3 separate regions of the Mus musculus genome follow, and all the other regions are linked to region 2. The links are chromatin loops, found by intact Hi-C in ENCODE. Cell type or tissue: heart. All regions are shown on one strand. Each heading gives the region's core, and the rest is flanking DNA. Links, peaks and the distances in the headings are about the cores only.

Region 1 (6,866 bases), core at 1,749-4,248, 49 kb before region 2:
AGGGTTTCTCTGTGTAGCCCTGGCTGTCCTGGAACTCACTCTGTAGACCAGGCTGGCCTCAAACTCAGAAATCCGCCTGCCTCTGCCTCCCAAGTGCTGGGATTAAAGGCGTGTGCCACCACTGCCTGGCCTGCTTCTGCCTTTCATGTGCCAGGATAAAAGGCACACATCACCACAAACAGCCTCTGAACTTTTTAGTAAGTAGAACAAGCAGGCTTCAGGCTTTGTAGCGGGCAACAGAGCACATACAATAGATATGATTTCCTAGAGCCTTCCCAGCGGTAGAATGAGACAGGCTGGAACCCCATTTTACAGAGGAGAAAACTAAGGCTCAGAGAGGAGAGAGTCCTCAAAGCCATGTACTAACAAGCACAGAGCTGGGGTGATGGGATAGGCTTTCATATCTTCCTGGATTTAAGAGATCTCCCCAAGTGGCACACGGAGACTCCTGGGAAGTCACTTGAGGAGGAGCCAAAAAGCTGAAACCAGCCTGGGACTGAAGCATAGTTGGTGGAGTGCCTGCCAGCATGCACAAAGTCAACACGTCATAAGCAGGGCATGGTGGTGAGTGCCTTGAATCTCTGCACTTGGGAAGTGGATCAGAAGTCCCAAGACACCTTCCATTATCCACTCTATAAGGAGTTAGAGGCCAGCCTGGGTTACAAGAGACCTAGCTCAAAAACAAAACAAAACAACAACAACCCAAAGAGAGAAGAAATAGGTCAGGGGCTGATGGTATGTATATGTGGTCAGCCCCATAGATGGGCTCTGACACGTCAGGCACAGTCATCCTTGAGGCCCACGCACGTACATATGACACCACACAGCCTGCCCTCTTGCTCATGAATCCCATGGCCGCCGCCAATGTACAAGCTCTGGGATACACCCCACCCACGAACCTGCACCTCCACAGTGGAAAACTTGATGCTGCCAAGTTTCAGGGGCTATAGAGCACTGTGCCCACTCCATGGGTCCCCTCCCCCACCCCACCAAGCTTCCACAGACACACATTGGAAGAGCAGACAGTCCCCCTGGCATCTAAATCCTCAGTCTGGTCTTTCTTTCCCTGGTGTAACAAGGGACACTCAGGGACAGGTCCTGGGAAAGGGTTCCTGCTTCCCTACTCTTCCCAAGCCTGCCACCATCTTCAGCCACTCTGCCCTCTCCTCCTCCTTCCCTCTTGATGGATGGTAGGCAAGACTACCCAGGCCTTCCCTCCCCTCCTTCCCCTCTCCCTCCCTCCTTTTTTTCTTCCTTCCATTCTCCTGAACCCCCATCTCACATCTTCTAGGATGTCTTTGCCCCTGAACATATATCTCACATCCCTTATACGTTAGTTTCTTTTCTTGGCATCATATAAATATAGGGAATGACCAAAGTCAAATAGGTGGGGCTTGGTGGGCACACCTGTAACCTCAAGCACTCCAGAGGCAGAGGTAGGATTGGGGTAGTGTGGGCTAGGTTATTGAGACCCATCTCTGTTTGGGTAGTGTGGGCCAGGTTATTGAGACCCATCTCTGTTTGTTTTTTGTGTTGGTTGGTTGGTTTGTCGAGACAGGGTTTCTCTGTGTAGCCCTGGCTGTCCTAGAACTTGCTCTGTACGCCAGGCTGTCCTCGAACTCAAGAGATCCTCCTGCTTCTGCTGCCTGATTAAAGGCGTGCGCCACCACCACTGTCTGGCAGTTTGTTTGTTTGTTTGTTTACCTACATGTATGTGTTTGTCTGGGGTGCAGTATGTGCACATGTGAATGCAGATGTTTGTAGACGCCAGCATAGGGCATTGGGTCCCTTGCAGCTGGAGTTACAGGTAGTTGTGAGCCAAATGATACCGGTGCTGGGATCCCCCCCCCGATTCCCCCCCCCATCACACCTGTGCAAAAGCAATACATGTTCTTAACCATTTGGCCATCTCTCCAGCCCCAAGACCTATCTTAAAAAACAAAAAACAAACCAGCCACACATTTACCACACAGGACACACTGACCTCTCTACTCACAAACTGAGCCACCTACAACGCTGTGGTAAATCTCTGCCGTGTGTGTGTGTGTGTGTGTGTGTGTGTGTGTGTGTGTGTGTGTGTGTGTCTCAAGCTGCATGCTCGAACACACATGTACACCAAACGGGATTCACTCACCGGCTACTCTTTCACAACAGGGGCACAAAGCCTCTTTCTACTACACCCACATGCGTGCCCAACAGGTCACAAATGCACGGCTCACCCAGTACGTACAGTTTCCTGGTCTTTCTTCCTCTGCACCTGCGCAGCGGGCATAAAGAGAAAGTTTCTCTACTGGAGGTCTAAGTGCCCCCGCCTACTGGGCCTTCATTCCATTCCATTTCTCTTTCCTTCTCCCCTCTCTGAATCGCGCGCCTGCGCTGGTGTACACACACACACACACACACACACACACACACACACACACACTAACAATCCCCAAATATAGTCTTCTATCTTTCCACATAAACACACAGGCATTCGAAACTCATCCCTTCCCCCCCTTTCTGTCTTCTCCTCTCTGCCCTTCTTCCTTCTTGCACACAAACACACCCCACAGCTGCAGTGCCCAGGGTCATACTACAGTGCAGGCACCAGGCAGGAGACAAAGGTCGCCTAGGCTCCCAGAACCCCAACTGGGCGCAGGTGGACCTGACACCGGCTCCGTCTGTCCCTCGAGAGGGTCCCGGCGAGGTGTAGATTAGGCACGCCAAGCTGGAGGTTCGGGCCCGCACCCCTGGACCCACCGGTATCCGGGGCAGCTAGAGTATCCAGCGCTCCAGCATGCCAAGGGTTAAGGAGCCCGCGGAGGTGTGGGGGGGAGTCTAACCGACGCTTCTGATTGGCTGTTTCTTCGGGGCCCGCAGCCCCCGCACTTCTGTATTGGTTCGCGGCGGGCCCCGCCCTCTGGCCTGGGCGCCCCAGCCTCGCGCGCCGCCCCGGCAGCTAGCCCTGAGGTTCGAGCGTAGAGCTCAGCCCAGCGCACTTGGAGCTGGAGCCTTAGCGGGAGGTGCATCCTAAGCCCGGCCGTTCGGAGCCCGGGAGCGACGGTGAGTACTCCCGCAGCCCGCTGTGGCTCCATGCAACCCCGACGGTCCCGACAGCGGGGCGGCGATGGCATCCTGGCTGGTTCCTGGCGAGCTGGGCGTCCCCTTTAGCTGAGGCCCGCGTCCCGCTGTTCACTGGCTTGGACCCGGACAGGAGTTGTGGGGGGTGTCCGGTTCGCGTGGACCTTGGTTCTGGGCTGCTGGGCTGCTCCTGGCGTGGAAGACTCGGGGTCGCGTGCTGGATTTTGGGGAAGAGTTGGTGAGATAGGTTTGGGGTGTGCAAGTCCCTGAGCTGAGCTTGGCTTGGCTTGACTTGGAGACCGTGGGCAGCTAGGCCAGGTCGATTCAGAGACGTCAAGGTTCAGCTGGACTTGAGCTCACACCCCGCATAGTCCGAGTGGCTTTGGGATTCGAGAACATCGTGGGAGACTAGGGCACTTTTCTCCTACACTGATCCTGCAGTGGCTGCCTGGCTCATGGGAAGGGGAGAGATAGCTCAGAGAGGAGGGGATAGTCTGAGGTTCTGAGGGTTATCTGGTGTTCCCAGCATCTCCCAGTAATGAATCCTCAGAGGAGGGCCCAAGTGCTGACTCCCGTGGTCCAAAGCACCACGGTAAAGGGGTCCTTGAGGAAGAGGGCTTCTTTGGGGGCTCAAGCCTCAAGCCTGATATCCATCTAATCCAGATCTGGCTGCTTTTGAGAGCTTCGGAGTGATGAGTTGACTCTCTGGCCTAGAGCCAAGGCCTCCGGTTACCTCTCCATCTCACCCAGGGCCATTTGCTTCTTCTCTCCCTGTGGACCTCTGATTGCCTCTCCTAGAGCCGAGCTCTTGGCGTGTGTACTGGACCCAGGACACCCTGTGTGGCCTGAGGAGATCTGCCTGGGTTCTCTGCCTTTTGGTCCTAGAGACTTGCCTACATCTGTGATGTCCCTTCCATGCCTGAGGGGTTCGCTGAGAAACAGAGGGGCATCATGGAGAGAGCTGAAGATGCTCCAGAGACAGCCTCAGGACCAACCCGTGCCTGGTCAGAAATTAAGTCTCCCTTAGACAGCCCTTTTCTCTCTTACCCACTGGCGTCTTTCCCCTGAGACATCATTGGTCTCTCTGGAGACCGATGACTTAATTCTCCCGCCCCCCCAAGGTGCCCAGAGATCATCTTGGACCCGACTTACCTCCCCCATTAAGAATCTCCCAAGAGCTGGACAGTGGTGGCGCTCACCTTTAATCCCAGCACTTATGAGGCAGAGGCAGGAGGATTTCTGAGTTCGAGGCCAGCCTGGTCTGCAGAGTGAGTTCCAAGACAGCCAGGCCTATACAGAGAAACCCTGTCGCGAACTCATGTCTAGTTTCATGGCCGGGGAATGTGTCACCTGTGGGCCAGCTGTTGCTTTAAAGCTTGAGGATGTGGGAGAGCTATAAAAGAGGGAGAGACTTTGAGGTCATACGTCCTCTCTTTAGACCCACCCTGGCCTGAGCCACTCGCAAAGAGGACCGTTTCCTCCTTACAAAGCACCAGAAAGTCTGGTGTGGTCCTGCATGTTCTGATTGCAGGGTTTTGGGGGGCTGAGGCAGGCAGATCTTGGTTCAAGGGCAGCCTGAGCTGGAATAAACCAACTAATTAACAACCCACCCTGCCCTGGGAACATTTAAAAAATTATCTTTTTAATTTGTGTGAGTGTTTGGCTTGCATGTGTGCCTGGTACCTGTGGAGGGCAGATGAGAGTGTTGGATCTCCTGTAGCTCGAATACTAGATCGTTGGTGCTTAGGACTGGTTCCAGGGCTCCTCTGTAAGAGCAACAACTGCTCTTAACTGGCTGAGCTATCTCTGACCTGAAAAGCTTCCTAGCCCATCAGAAAGACTTTAGACTTTGGTCCCAAATAGATTTGGGTTCTAATTCTAGCTCCTCCTGTTCCCCACAGGGACTTTGGTAAAGTTGTGTTATAACCCCGCTGTGCGCTGTCTCCATCAAGAGATGATAATGGTTCCTATCTTTCAGGATGGTGGGGGGGGGATCAGGTTGAGATAAATCCAAGTGAGAGTGTTTGGCTCGAATACCATTTACTTTCGTTTACAACCTTGGGAAGTTCTGCTAAGCATCCAACCTATTTGCTGGTCTGAAAGAACCGTTCATATTTATCACATTTGGGAGACAGTGATCTAAATAGAGTGTTTTATTTCTTGTGTATCGGAGACTTACAGGATACTTGTTCTGTGCCAGACCTTGTACAAGGCAAGAAGTGACCCAAACTGTATGGATGGGCCTTCTACCTGTCCCTAACCGTCCTCAGGCCAGGGGCCGTGTCCTTCAGGGAGGTGGCTATGTCATGCCCAGCAAGTGTTCCATTCTGGCTGGAGAGGTGGGAGAGTCATTAAGCCGATGTGATCTGAATAAGAAAACGTGTTCTAGTCAGGGGGAACCTGGGTGATATCAGACCAGAGGTCTGAGGACATAGACGACTCAGTGCAGGACCAGAATAGGGCTGGTTTACCACAAGTATGTGGGACAGGCAAGAGGAGACAAGGCAGGCATGGGAAACAGCGGGACCTAGAGCAGAGACCTCTACTGCCCTGCCCGGGGAGGGAAGTGGGAGCCCAATGTAGTCTGCTGACGCACAGTGTTGATGCGCCGTGAGTGGGTGAGGTGAAGGCTGACGTCAGGCCTCCTTAGGTTCCCCTAACACTGGTTCTCTTGCCATTGTTCCCAAGAGGGGCTGGAATTCAGGGCTACTTCCACTCTGAATCTTAAATCCAGCTTCCCACCCCACCAACAGAGAGCCCACGCTTTCCCTCTGTCCCCCAGATCCCTAATGGGGTTCCTTGCTCCGAGCAGGCTGTTTCCTGTTGTTGGCGCTGGATCTCCCTGGTACTCCCAGCTCTCCCTCCACCCAGGTCCCTAACCTCTTGGCAGAAAATCAGCAATATTCTTAATGGCCTCCTGTCGGAAGCCCCCCTTCCCATACTCCTCCCTCTGTCTGTCCGCCCTCAGCGCAAGCTGTAGGATGAAGGCTCCCAAGAGGCTTTTTATATCTCCTACCTCCAGCTGTCCTCAAACCACCCAGCAGCAGGCACAGAGATGGGACGGAGGTGCTCCTGGGGCACAGAGCTAGGCGGTGGGGAGAAGGCATGAGCTGCCAGATGCTAGGCGGACTAACCAGGCAGAGGGGCTGAGGGGGAGACAGCTCAAACTCCCACATTGTTCTGGTTACGGTATTTTGGGAGTTAGTCCTTCACATTCCGCACTGGGGAGGGTGACAGCGTTTGGGTCACTGCTAAATGGAGGGATATCGTCACTGGATGGAGGTTGAAGACCAGACCCAGGACCCAAATTGAAATCCTGGTGTCCCGTGAGTTTGCTGTGTGACTTTAGGTCAGGCATCCTCCCTCTCTGTGCTTCCTTTTTTATCGTGTGGGATAAGAAAGACGTTTTCTGGTTTTGAGGATGTAATTGTGAGGGTACCGGCATAGAAACATGCAAGAACGTTATTAAAAACACAAGGGACAGCGTTATTATTTGAAGACAGGAGGTGAGGCGTTCTGAGAGTATGGTGACAACCACCTTGCCCTGGGCAAGCGGGGCTGTCCTGGAAACTGGGTTTTACTGGATATTCCCTGTGTCTACGTGTCTACGTTTGTTCATGGATGAGTAGCCACGCAGTAATGGTTTGCTTGCATTGCCCCAGTTTTTAGTAAAGATGGATCCTGTAGCCTTCTGGGAAAGAATGACCCCGGTTTCTAGGAACCACAGAGACTTCCACCCTTTCAGGAGTGAAGGGCGTGGAGAGCAGGAGGTGCCCACAAGGAAGGAAACCATCAGCCAATAG
Region 2 (6,866 bases), core at 2,068-4,567:
TAATTATCCAAAGCCTTGGGCATGCAAGGCAGGTACTCTACAATGAGCTCTATTGCTAGCCGCGGTCAGTTACATTTATTTATTGTTTTGCTTGAAGCAGAGCATGTGCCTGCTTACATGGGTGCAGTGCACACATCACACCCACACGTGCACCAGCACGCTATGGGATAGCATACGAATAACACAGGCACCTGCTGTGGCGCTGGCCCTGATCTAAGCACGTATCTCTATTACCTCGTTATGTATCACAACACCCCTCTGTATGTGTGGGGGTGGGGGTGGGAGTGGGGGGGTGTTATCTGTTAATTACCCAGTTTTCCAAATGATACAACTGAGGCATAAAGACAGAGTCTCTTGGCCAATGTTACAAAGCTGGAAAGTGGCGGAGTCGGGCAGGGGACTGAGGTTTGAAGTGAGTTTTGGCAGCTCTGTCTTCACGCCTGTTGAATGAGCGTGTACTGGGTGACACGTAGTGTCTCGCAGATCCCAGCCTGTTGCTGGCAGACATAAACGATGGGCACTCAGCCATGAGGGTGGCCCCCACCCCACCCCCGGAGCAGTGGCGACTTAGTAGAAACAGAATGTGAAGACAGCTCAGGGTGTGGCTTCCGGGCCCAGTCTCGAAACTCCCCTCTCTTTGTCGCCTCTGACACGCTCCAAGATTCCTCACAGATCTCCTGCCTTGGGCAAACCAACCACAAGAAGCATGAGTGACTAAAGTGGTTGGGGCCCATGGGATTCTTGGGTACCACCAGGCCACAGGCCTTTGTCATCAGAAACATGGGAGCCTCTTTGTGTCCCACTTTTGCTTGTCCCAGACTCACAACGACTGCTGCAGTTTCCAGATCTGCCACCATCTCATCTGGTTCTTGTCACTTTCCCTGTACAGCTGGGCATCGGGGACCCAGGACCCACTTTCCACAGGTAGCAGCCATTCCCACTTCATCGTTCTCGATCTCGGCCAAGCCCTCCTTGTGAGCTCCAGGTCCAGATGCAGCCCAGATTTCTGGAGTGGGGTGGGGTTGGGGGAGGCTCCCCACAAAGCAGTTCTGCTTTCCTGGAGCTCAGGTAGGGCGTGGCACCCATATAACCATATAACCACAAATGAGGCCATTAAAACAAGCCCTGGCCATTCCGCCAGCCCAGGGCCTAGACTTCCCGGGGCATCCACACTCCATGAAGTCCTCACTGGAAGGAGTTGTGCCTGCCACAAAGAACACAGGCCCTGGTCTCCAGGACCCAGGCTTGTGACCTGACTCTGGTCCTGACTGACTTGCTGTGTGGTCTGGCCTTCTTGAGGACAGCTTAGTGAAGCCGCCATGAGTTGGTTTACAGGTCGGTAGAAAAGCTCACATCCCAGCTACCTCAGGGTCCAGCCAGGGCACTGGAGGGGTGAACCCTCCCTGACACTTGGTCATCTATTTGTTAGGTGGAGACAAGGAAGTTGACTGAGAGGGCTGAAGTGCTCTGAGACATGGCATCTTAAGTGGCACCCAGTAAGTGTAGGGTCCACTTACTACCTGCCTCTTTCTCTGTCTGTGGAGGACACACCTGCTGGACATGCCCAGATGGCAGGAATGGAGGAGAGCTTTTGTGGCTTGAAAGACCTTTCTGCAATGTTTATTTCGCTTGAGAGGTACCTGGGCCGTTTGTGTCATCTAGCCACTAACAGCAGGAGCAGGATGGGTGGGATGGTGGCTGTCCACCTACCCATTTGTACCTTTGCTCAAACATCTAGAAGCTGTAGCCCCAGCCTTGGCCCTTGAGGGAGCAGAGCTCTGAGTTCAGGGCACTCCTATCTGAAGAGATGCCTGGTCTAGGGAGGGATGCCTGGTCTCGTGGGGAGGAGACTGGAGGGACACATGGGGGTGGGGTGGGGGTGGGGGGAGATGCTGTCAGTGGTCAGGAGGTTTCCCAGAAGTCTCTGAAATGAACTGGGAGTGTGGGAGGAGCCAGTGTTTAACCTGCCCGAAGCTGCTTCCCATAGTTCCGGTTTCGCTCTGTGTGAGAGGGGCCAAGAAAACCCACAAAAGAGAAAGGGTGTCAGGCTGAGAGCAGAGGCTGGGAAGCAGAGGTTTTCACTTCCCTGGCCCTCCTAGGTCCCAGGGGAGGTGCTGGGGGAACCAGAACTCTTTCCTCTGGTGATTAGCACCTGTCAATGTAGCCAAAGCTCTTGTTTTAGAAAACCCTTAGATGTCTTTCCCCCCTGGAGTGATGTAATAGGGACTCCTCTGCCTAGTGGGGAGAGGACCATAAGATTTAAGAATTTGGGGGGGCTGGTGAGATGGCTCAGTGGGTAAGAGCACCCGACTGCTCTTCCGAAGGTCCGAAGTTCAAATCCCAGCAACCACATGGTGGCTCACAACCACCCGTAAATGAGATCTGATGCCCTCTTCTGGTGCGTCTGAAGACAGCTACAGTGTACTTACATATAATAAATAAATAAATCTTTAAAAAAAAAAAAAAAAAAAGAATGACAGTGAGGTGAAGGAAGCACTGGAGAGATAGATCATTGGTTAGGACTTTTAAAAAAAAAAAAAAAAAAAAGAATTTGGTTAACTCCCCCCACCCCCACCCCAGGTGGAGCTGGAGAGATGGCCCAGTGGTTAAGAGCACTTGCGGAAGATCCACGTTCAGCTCCCAGCACCCACCTGTCTGTAATTCTAGTTGCAGAGGACCTAATACCATCTTCTGGCTTCCATGGGCACCAGTTATTCATACGGTACACATGCATGTATATAAGTAAAACACTTATGTACATATGCAAGAATAAACAAATCTCCCACCCCACCCCCATTTTTTTTTTCTGAGACAGGGTTTAGCCCTGGCTGTCCTGGAACTCACTCTGTAGACCAGGCTGACCTTCAACTCAGAGACATCTGCCTGCCTCTGCCTCCTGAGTGCTGGGAGCAAAGGTGTGCTCCACTGCCACCACCAGGCTAGCCACTAAACTTTTTTTTTTTTTTTTTTGAGACAGGGTTTCTCTGTGTAGCCCTGACTGACCTGAAACTCACTCTGTAGACCAAGCTGGCCTGGAACTCAGAAATCCGCCTGCCTCTGCCTCCCAAGTGCTGGGATTAAAGGCGTGAGCCACCACTGCCCGGCATCACAAATCTCTTTAAATGTTCATCTTATGTTGTCTACAAGCACATGGCATGCACCACATGTGTGCAGTGCCTGTGGAGGCCAGGAGAGGGCATCCGATCCTCTGGATCTGGAGTTGCAGAATTGGACCTGGATCCCCTGCAAGAGCAGCAAGTGCTTCTAACCACTGAGACATGACTACAGCCCCCCCCCCCAAAAAAAGAGATATTTCCCCTGCACACACAGCTTGCTCTCCCCGGGACCTGTGTCTCTTGGATATGTTTCTGTGTTCCCCACAGGCATTTTGTTAGACACCAGATTTTTCACGAGAACTTGAGGCACTTTAACGCCTGTCCACTGGCTCCGCCATTCCGCTTAAGAGCTATTGTTGAGCACCTACTCTGTGCATGGTGATGGGGAGTCTCCCCCAAGGGCCCAGCTGCTGTAGGAGAGGCTTGGGGGAGAGGGAGAGAGAGCAGCGAGCAGTAAACACCTAACATATACTGAGCGCTGGTGGGTGGGTGGGTGTGGAGGTGCACACCTGCCATCCCAGACCTTGAGAGGTGGAGGCAAGAGGATTGTGAGTTCCAGGCTCGCCTGGGCTACACGATAAGACCCTGCCTCCCAAACAAAACCAACCACAGCAGACAATAAATACTATAAGGAAGTAAAAGGCTGCCGTAAGAGAATTTGGGAAGCTATTTGGGGGTGATTTGGACCTTTTAAGTAGGTGGCATTTAATCTGAGAGTCCGAGGCTGGTAGTGGGAGGAGCAAAGATTAGAAAAGAATGTTCCAGATGGAGGGAGGGAGCAGCAGCTACAAAGGACTTGGCGGAGAATGAGCAGCTCAGGTGTCTGCAGATCAGGAACGTAAGCCAGGGGAGAGATCTGGCGCCTTGGTGGGTCAGAGACGGGCAGCCCTGAGCCTGGCAAAAGGTTGGGGATAACAGAGGCCTTCGAAGCAAGGGTCGTGTGATGAGAATTTCATTTAGAATGGCTGTTTGACTCTGGCAGTCCGTCGAGGGGGCTGTCAGAGGGAGTGAGGGTCACGGGGATGAAGTCAAGTGTTCGTATTTGAGGCAAGCCCCTCTGAGGCATCTTGCTGACCCCTAAATCATAGGGATCCCCTGGAGCCACTTTCCTCACTGGCCCCTCCCCCTGCCTTGGACAACCACCTCACCCCTCCCTCCACGCTGGTTCTCTTGCATATATGCCCAACAGTGGGAGCCAAGTTCAGAACAGAAATGGTGCGTTAGGGGGATGTCCCAGTGGTTACAGCAATGCCTGCTCCTCTGGGTGACCTAAGTTAAGTTCCCAGCACCCACATGGTGGCTCACAACCATCCCTAACTCCACTTCCGAGGACTCCAATTCCCTATTGTAACCTCCACTGGCACCAGGAATGCATGTGGTACCTAGACAGACAGACAGACAGACAGATAAACATACATGTGTTTTTAAAAAGCCTAAAAAAGAGAAAAGAATTGTCTCTTTGGAAAGCTGAAAGTGTTTGAGTGAGTTATTAGAGGTGACCGGTACCTTTTGGGAAACTAGATGATGGTCACACTAGATGATGGTCACAGGAGATGCCCCTGGCAAGGAAGGGGACACTTAAAGAAAATTCTCTACTCCTGAGACCTGACTTCGCCTACCTGGGTTCTTTTAAAGTATGTTTTAACTAACCTGACTTTTGATCTGCTCCAAAGCTCTGTGATTTTATTTTGCTTTTGCTATACTGGGGATGAAACTGAGGGAGTGTGCCACCACTGAGCTATATCTCCCAGCACAGCCCAAAGCAACGATTCCCACCCCACCCCCACTTTGTTTTTAAGATTTTACTATGTAGACCAGACTGGCCTTGAACTCAGAGGTCTGCGCGCCTCTGTCTCCCCCGGGTACTGAGATTTAATGGAATGCACCACCATACCCTCTTCCTCCTTTTTCTTTTCTTTTTCTTTCTTTCTTTTTTTTTTTTTTTTAATTTTTTGAGACAGGGTTTCTCTGTGTTCCCTGGCTGTCCTGGAACTCACTCTGTAGACCAGGCTGGCCTCGAACTCAGAAATTCGCCTGTCTCTGCCTCCCAAGTGCTGGGATTAAAGGCGTGTGCCATCATGCCCGGCTCCCCTTTTTGCTAGAACTTAGATCATTATTTGTGTGTGTGTGTGTGTGTACATGTCTGGAAGTGTATGTGCAGTGACACGTGTAGAGGGCAAAGGTCAACCCGTGGGACTTGGCTCTCTCCTTGCATCCTGTGGATCCTGACGATGCACTCAAATGGTCGGACTTAACTGCAAACACTTTGCTGGCTAAACCGTCTGGCTGGCCCATGAAGCAAAAGTTCTTGGTGTGTATGGAGGGCCACCTCCTTTGAGGGAGGGTGGCAGACCTCCAAATTCAATCAGCAGTTTTCACCGTGTCAGAGGACTTTCTTAGCATTGTGTGAACTTCATTCAGATCTCTGGCTTTAAAACTACCAAATTAGAGAGGAAAAAGGAACCGAGATGCGGGGTGGGGTAGGATGGGGGAGTTCCTGGCTCTACCTCCCCCCCCCCCCCCCCGCTAGCCTTTCTAGCTGGATGGAAGACCTCGTGTCTCAGCTGATGGTGAAGGAATCTGTCTTGATTCGGCTAGGCTTTGCTGACCCTTAGTCTCTGCCGCTGGGGACCTCATTGTAAAAGAAACCTCTATGAGGCTTGGCCCTGCCAGCTAGTCCACCCCACCCCAACTCTCGCGGAAGGCCTGGGAGAGGCACGTGCCCCGCCGGCCACGCCCACCTCCCAGCGGGAAACGCCCCCAGCAGCCGGGCGCGTGGAGACAGGAGCTCGAGGGGACCCAACCCAGACTGGGCGTCGCGGGGTGCAGCATGCGGACCGTGTGGTCGCCGCTGGCCGCCGCGCTGGCCGCTCTGGGGGTGAGGCGGGCGTGGCGCGCGGGGAGGGCCATCCATCCGTGGGCTGATCTCGGGTGGCCGGGGCGGGGCGCCGGGTCCCGTTTCCCCATTTGGGCAATGGAGACGCTGAGGGAGTCCGTACTACATTTGGCATTGCAGATGTCAACCTACAAGCGGGCCACGCTGGACGAAGAGGATCTGGTGGACTCACTCTCCGAGGGCGATGTGTACCCCAATGGCCTACAGGTAGGAACTCTGATCCTTGCTGGTTCAGCACTGCCCCGGCTCGGGCATGCGCAGTCTTGCGTCTCCTCCCCGCATCAGTCCGTAGGGAAGGGAGATGGGTCGTGCACACAAGCAGCTCTGGGCCCCCGGAGAGCCCCTTCCTGTGCAGCGGTACTCTGAGGCTGGTTTCCAGCCCTGCTTCAGCCCCATCCATCCCGAGATCTGGGCCACAACTCAGATGCAGAGTTGAAGCCCAGAACTCTCCTGCCCTGAACTTTTCACGGAACAGCCTAGGATGGTAGTAGTGGTGATGGGGGCGGGGGGACTCTCCCGGGGTTATAGGGACCCAGCTTCCAGCACCAACAGTTTAAAGCTATCCCTGCTTCAGCTAAGAGGGCCCGGCCTCCCTGGAGTCCTAACTATGAATATGAAACATTACTATGCCTTTATTTCTCGCTCTTCTCTCTGACTACCACAGTTAACAGGGGGTAGGTGGAGGTGGCTTTCTGTCCTCTCTCTGTGTCTTTTGCCAGCTTAACTCCGGAAGCCTGGTTCCTTCCCTTTAGGGTCTGTCCCTGTAGGAATCTCCAAAGACTTGAGATGACATCAAGTCTCTGTCTTGATGGGTGTGAGTGGGTGGGGTGTGCCCAGACTTTCTCTTTCTCTCC
Region 3 (6,866 bases), core at 2,195-4,694, 66 kb before region 2:
ACAGGCTTAAGCAGGAACATACGGTCCTGTGTGCACATTGCTTTGCAAACTGCTTCTCTTCCTGAAGGTACAGGAGCCACACATGCCAGCATCTACATTTCTGTTGTTCAGACATGATGACCTGTTGTCAGGTCATAGCAGTTTTCTGTTGTGTGATATGTATGTGGTATTCATGGTAGGCAGTACACAGGAATGTGTGTGGTGTCGGAGGCCAGAGGGTGCCCTCTCAGGGAACATTTCTTCTTCTTCTTCTTCTTCTTCTTCTTCTTCTTCTTCTTCTTCTTCTTCTTCTTCTTCTTCTTCTTCTTCTTCTTCTTCTTCTTCTTCTTCTTCTTCTTCTTCTTCTTCTCTTCTTCTTCTTCTTCTTCTTCTTCTTCTCTTCTTCTTCTTCTTCTTCTTCTCTTCTTCTTCTTCTTCTTCTTCTTCTTCTTCTTCTTCTTCTTCTTCTTCTTCTTCTTCTTCTTCTTCTTCCTCCTCCTCCTCTCCTCCTCCTCCTCCTCCTCCTCCTCCTCCTCTTCTCCCTCCTTCTGTTTTCTTTATTTTTTATTCACTTCACATCCTGATTGCTGCCCCCTCTCCCTGTCCCCCTCTCACACAGTCCCTCCCTCCTCCTCCTCCACTTCTCCTCTGAGAGGATGGAGGTCCCCTGTGTATCCCCCCACCCTGGCTCCCACATCAAGTCTCTGCACTGCTAGGGGCATCTTCTCCCACTGAGGCCAGACAAGGCAGCAGCCCTGTTAGGAGAACATATTTCGCTGACAGGCAATGGCTTTAGGGACAGCCCCTGATCTATCAGTTGAGGAACCCACATGCAGACAGAGCTGCACATCTGCTACATAGGTGCGGGGGACCTAGGTCCAGCCAGTGCGCTCTCTCTCTCTCTCTCTCTCTCTCTCTCTCTCTCTCTCTCTCTCTCTCTCTCTCTCTCTCTCTAGCTCACCAAGTAGGCTAGGCTGGTCAGCCAGGGACCTGCCAGTTTCTGTTTCCTCAGCACTGGGGTTGCAAGAGTTGCTCCATGCCCTGTTCTTCCTTCCTTCCTTCCTTCCTTCCTTCCTTCCTTCCTTCCTTCCTTCCTTCCTTCCTTCCTTCCTTCCTTCCTTCCTTCCTTCCCCCCTCCCTCCCTCCCTCCCTTCCTCCCTCCCTCTCTTAATTTTTAAGATAGGGCATCTCTGTTTAGCCCTGGATTGGGTTTTGTTGTTGTTGCTGGGTTTTGTTTTGTTTTAATGTGGACTTCAGCGATCAAACTCAGTTCCCCATGCTTATGAGGCAAGTATTTTCTGACCATCTTCCCGGCCCCAAAGATTTCTCTCTTTTACCAGTGTGTGCTTTGTATGCACATGTGCATGTGTGTGTGTGTGTGTGTGTATGTGTGTGTGCATACATTCATGTGTCTGTGTGTTCAAGTATCCTAGGAGCTTGGTTGTTATTTTTGTTTTGACACAGTCTCATGTAGCCCAGGCTGTCCTCAAACTCACCCTGTAACTGAGGATGGGCGAGAATCTATGGTCCTCCTGCCTCTGCCTTTCAGTCTACATGATGGTAGGGATGGAAGCCAGGGCTCCGTGCACACCAGGCAGGCACAATACCTCAGGCAGGCTGAGTGTCCACTGGGCAGGACATTCTGGCTTGGGAAGACTTGGATGGGTCCTAGATTCTGCCGCTCCTCTACCATCCATGGAGATTTCAAGAGCTTATTATGCAGGTCCCAGAGGAGAGCCACAAAGATGACCTGTTGTCATTTGAGACTGCTGGCACGGTGGCAGTGAGGGTTCACACACCCGTGCTTGCAAACATCCTGAATGGCTTTCCAAGATGGGCCTCTGTGGGAGGCAGGTGCACGGCCAGGCAGGACAGACCACCCTGCTCAAGCACCCGGAGGACATTATGGTTGCTTTCCCTACAGCCCACCTCTGTCTGACGTGAGCAAGTCAACACCCAGCTCCATCCACCTGGGAGAGGGGAGACTCGGTTTTTTGCATAGTTTCAGGGTTGTTTTGTTTTGTTTTGTTTTGTTTTGTTTTGTTTTGTTTTGTTTTGTTTTGTTTTGTTTTGTTTTGTTTTTTCGAGGCAGGGTTTCTCTATGTAGTCCTGGCTGTCCTGGAAATCACTCTGTAGACCAGGCTGGCCTCGAACTCAGAAATTCACCTGCCTCTGCCTCCCAAATGCTGGGATTAAAGGTGTGCACCACCACGCCCGGCTTCAGGTTTATTCTTGTTTTATGTCAGTTTGAGTTGTTTGGTTTTGTGATGACCAGCAGGCCCTTCAGTTTTTGAGATAAGGTCTCACTATGTAACCCGGGGTAGCCTTGAACTCAGCACCTCTGAGTGCTGGGATTGCAGGTGTGGAAGGGGATATGTTTAGGACAGAGAAGTACTTTCTCCAGAACTCACCATCCTTCTGTCTCAGCTTCCTGGAGATCTTAGGTTCTCGGCTTCCAGAGTCACTCAGGGACAAGACTTTTTGTTTTAAAACAGAATAGCCAGCCGGGCGGTGGTGGCGCACGCCTTTAATCCCAGCACTTGGGAGGCAGAGGCAGGTGGATTTCTGAGTTTGAGGCCAGCCTGGTCTACAGAGTGAGTTCCAGGACAGCCAGGGCTACACAGAGAAACTCAGTCTAGAAACATACACTCCTCCCCCAAAACAAAAAACAAGCAAAAACCAGAATAGCCACCAACAGAGGGATTTCTAGTTTGATCTTCTTTTTTTAAAAAAAGATTTATTTATTATTATACATAGGTACACTGTAACTGACTTCAGATGCACCAGATCTCATTACAGTTGGTTGTGAGCTACCATGTGGTGGCTGGGATTTGAACTCAGGACCTTCAGAAGAGCAGTCAGTGCTCTTACCCGCTGAGCCATCTCTCCAGCCCTTGATCTTATTTCTATATTTAGAAGCAAAAAAACAATCAACCAAACAAAAACAGTTGGGGACTGTATGTGGTAGCCTATGTTGTTAATCCCAGCACTTGGGAAGCAGAGGCAGGCAGATCTCTATGAGTTCAAGGCCAGCCTTATCTACACAGTGAGTTCCAAGCCAACCAGAATCAGCGCTACCTTGAGTGTGTGCACACACGCATGTGTGCGTGAGCATGTGCGTGCATGTGTGCGTGCATGCTGTATCCGTGTTTGGGTGGATAGGGGTATGTCTGATGTCCTCTTCTGGCTCTGTCACTTTCCACCAGATACCTAGAAGTTGCTTCCATCCTCCCTTTAGGAGCATGTCCCCTGCTCTCTAATGCCTTTAACCGAGTTCACTTCAGGTCGCCACCAGAGGGCAGCCATGCTCTATGCCAGCAGCCTGTCGGCCATCCCTGCCGCTCAGTGTGGGTTTCTTCCTGGACTCTCAGACCTGGAAAGGGAGAAGAATAGGAAGCCAGAAAAAAAAAAGAGACCAAAAAGTGATTCCCGTTTGTTAGTTTGTTCTCTGAGACAAGGTCTCGCTGTGTAGCCTGCACTGGCCTGGAGCTTGCTAGATAAAGCAGGCTGGCTTTGAACTCACATAGTTCCTCTGCATCCTGAGTGCTAGAGTTAAAGGCATCACCCCAACTTGCTTTATTATTATTATTATTAATTATTATTATATTTATTTTAGTTTTTCAACAGGGTTTCTATATGTAACAGCCCTGACTGTTCTGGAACTCACTTTGTAAACCAGGCTGGCCTCGAACTCCAACTTGATATTTTAGGGAGACACTTCTACCCAGACATGTGGGAAATTTCCTGGCTTTTTCCTCTTCCCTCTCATTCGTTCTCCAATGTCAGTGTTTTCTTTGCTTAAGGGGGAGGGTTTGGGTTCAGATTGACTTGAAAATCTGTAGTAAAAGATGACTTTGATCGCCACAGCCTCCTGCCTCCACTTGCCAAGTGAGGAGATTAGAGACATAGACCACCAAGTGTGGACTCACCTATAATTTTAAGCAAACAACATGATGTCCTTGTGACGCCATTGCCACAGCTGAGTTTCAGAACCTTCGCCCTGCAGATACCTTGGACTCCTTCCCAGTCACTCCCTGGCCCTCTCTGGTTTCCCTCTCCACACCTAGGCCACCCCTGTCTCTACAGACTTACCTATTATTAGAGACAACTGAAAGCTGTTAATTACATTTTTATTTACCAGGGGCCCCTCATTTACCACAGTGTGCATGTGCCAGTCAGAAAGCAACTTGGGAGAGTCACTTTTCTCTTTGTGGGTCCCAAGAACCAAACCCCTGTGGTTCAGCTTGGCGGCAAGCACCTAAGTGCTGAGCCATCTTGCTGTCCATCCGTTGCTCCTTGTGTAAACTCACTTAGAGGCATCTGCTCATCTGGTTTATTTCTCTTCATGTAACATTTTCAAGGGCCGTCTACATTGGAATGTGGATCGATACTTCATGCTTTTTCATGGCTGAGTAATATTCCATTTGATGGACAGACCACCTGTTCACTATGTATTAATAATGAGACATGGACATTTGGTACTTTCTATCTGGGGGCTATTGTAACTAAGATTGCTAGAGATGTGTGTGCGCACACACCCTTTAAAGATTACAGACATCATCCACGAACCACAAATTGGGCATGTTCATCCCCAGTGAACCATCTGGTTATTACATCATCACAAAGTTACCAAAGGATTACCATTTATTCCAGAGCATTCTATCACCCCTCCTCTCCCCCATCCTCCCTACAGTGCTTCTGCCTCCCCCACCTCAGCCCCCACCCCAGTCCTGGCAACCACTAATCTGCATTCTGCCTCTGCGGCTCCCTGTCCTGGACATTTTACGTAGGTGAAGTCATCCAGCGAGTGGCCTTTTGTGAGTAATGCCCCCTGCCAGCCATGCTTACGCATGTGTCTGTAAGCTGAGGGACAGTCACGCGGTCTGTGACTCTAGCACTGTGGACGTCACACCCAGCTATGTACAAAGGAGTTTGGAGACATTGAAAAGTTTATGGTTGGGCGCACTGGGGCACACTTCACCTACACTAAGGGTCTCACTAGCCTGGAACTTGCTATATAGACCAGATTAGCCTTGAACTCATAGTGATTCCCTCTGCCTCTACTTCTGAGTGCTCGGATTAAGATAAGATGCACACCACCACATCCAGCATAATTGCATATTATATAATAAATACTATATAATTAATATATATATATATTAAATTTATTTATTTTTTATTATTTTTTGACGGGGTTTCTTTGTGTGGACCTGGCTGTCCTGGAACTTGCTCTATAGACCAGGCTGGCCTCGAACTCAGAAATCCACCTGCCTCTGCCTCCTGAGTGCTGGGATTAAAATGCCATCACTGCTCAGCCTGGGGTTTATTTGTTTGCTTTTTGTTTGTTTGTTTTGAGACAGGGTTTCTCTGTGTAGCCCTGACTGTCCTGGAACTCACTCTGTAGACCAAGCTGACCTCAAACTCAGAGGTCTACCTGCCTCTGCCTCCTGAGTGCGCCGATTAAAGTTGTGCACCACCACTGCCCAGTTGTATTATTGTGTCCTGAAACAGGGTTTCATGTAGCCCGGGCTGGCTTTGAAGTCACTCTATAGCCAAGGATGACGCTGGACTCCTGACCTTGCTGCCCGGACCTTCGAGATGCTGTGATGTTTCTGTTGGCTTTTGCTTTCCCTTTGGGGATGACTCAGTTTACCTACTCTTGCCTATTGGGCTGAGAAGCACATGGGCTTGCCCCGTGTCCTCCCCTGCTGCACATGTATGTCTGTCCTTTCCTGAGCTTCACACAGTGTGTCCATGCCCTCCTGTTTATTCTGTTCTGCTTTTCCTGTCTCTGGGAAGGAGCCCAGGGCCTCCCATGTGTTGCACTAGGCTCCTGTTTGACTATTGACTCACGCCCCGCAGCCCTGCTCTTGTTTTAAACACAAAGCCTTTATAGATCATCAGAGGCCCTTGGTGTGTGCCAGTCCTTGCAGGCTGTTCTCTCAGGAAATGTATTCAAGCAGAGCACTCCCCATATCAATTATGAGGGTTTTTACTTCATAGAATCATCTATTTTTATAATTTGCAATTAAAATGATCTTTGGTCACAGGTTGGAAGTGTGTTGTTTTGATGACTGTGGTTACTCTAGCATGATTAAAAGTCTTAGTGCAAGGGCTGGAGAGACGGCTCAGGAGACAGAACTGGATTGACCCAATTGGGTCACATCCCACTCCTGGTGCAGCCAACCATGGATTTGGACGGGGCTGTGCAACGCCAACTTGGCGACAACCAGGGATGAAGCAGGGGCCCATGACCGGAATGCAACACCCACCCCAGACTAGACTCAATCTTCCACATTCTTGAGGTCACAAATGACGCTTCCTCTTTTGTTCGCCAATGGAGATGTGCACTGTGGCTTTGCCACCACACAACCAACAGGTCCAGCCACATCCTGGACTTGTCCCCAGACACAAAGAATGGTACCAGGGTTGGAGAGATGGCTCAGCGGTTAAGAGCACTGACTGCTCTTCCAGAGGTCCTGAGTTCAACTCCCAGCAACAACATGGTGGCTCACAACCATCTGTAATGGGATTCAATGCCCTCTTCTGGTGTCTGAAGACAACTACAGTGTACTCATATACATAAAATCAATAAATCTTTTAAAAAGAAGAAAGAAATAACAGAGGAATGAAACAGAGTAATCTTGAAGGTGAGAAAATAGTTTCTCTCAGTGCTATGCTCACTGCTAAGGTACTCGTGCTTGGGTAAGCAAGTCCTTTACCATGCACGGCAAGCAACCAGTAAAATGCACTGGGTTATAAAAAATGATATAAAAGGAGAGGGGAGGCTATTTGGGGAAAGGAAGGTGTGGATGTTTAAACAAGAATGGCTCCCATAGGCTCATATCCTTGAATGCTTGATCCTGGGTTGGTGGAACTGTTTGGGG

What was found. Peaks named below come from ENCODE experiments on the same cell type or tissue, not always from the same donor. Only the 100,000 strongest peaks of a DNase experiment are listed, where the experiment ranks them.
Region 1: it touches region 2 in a loop (2.3-fold over the local background); 9 of 42 quality-filtered maps call a loop at or near these places.
Region 3: a loop joins it to region 2, with 2.5 times the contacts of the local background. A loop is called at or near these places in 7 of 42 quality-filtered maps.

What each region holds. Positions count from the first base shown.
Region 1 is chr4:137,859,337-137,866,202 of GRCm38, forward strand. It overlaps Ece1 (endothelin converting enzyme 1), which reads left to right and starts at 2,944. Exons shown (of 19, transcript NM_001369179.1): 1 at 2,944-3,045. In heart, for the core only: a CTCF peak has its summit at 2,915; DNase peaks (open chromatin) are centred at 2,335, 2,875 and 3,818; H3K4me3 peaks cover 2,297 bases; H3K27ac peaks cover 2,207 bases.
Region 2 is chr4:137,907,636-137,914,501 of GRCm38, forward strand. Ece1 (endothelin converting enzyme 1) reads left to right here. Exons shown (of 19, transcript NM_001369179.1): 2 at 6,133-6,219. The coding sequence starts at 6,133. It overlaps Gm52683 (a long non-coding RNA gene), which reads right to left and starts at 978. Exons shown (of 3, transcript XR_003955133.1): 1 at 825-978. In heart, for the core only: a CTCF peak has its summit at 3,182 (motif pointing right); a DNase peak (open chromatin) is centred at 4,226; H3K27ac peaks cover 633 bases.
Region 3 is chr4:137,841,599-137,848,464 of GRCm38, forward strand. No RefSeq gene overlaps it. Among named protein-coding and RNA genes, the nearest start is that of Ece1, 17 kb to the right of the region's middle. In heart, for the core only: a CTCF peak has its summit at 3,275 (motif pointing right); a DNase peak (open chromatin) is centred at 3,203.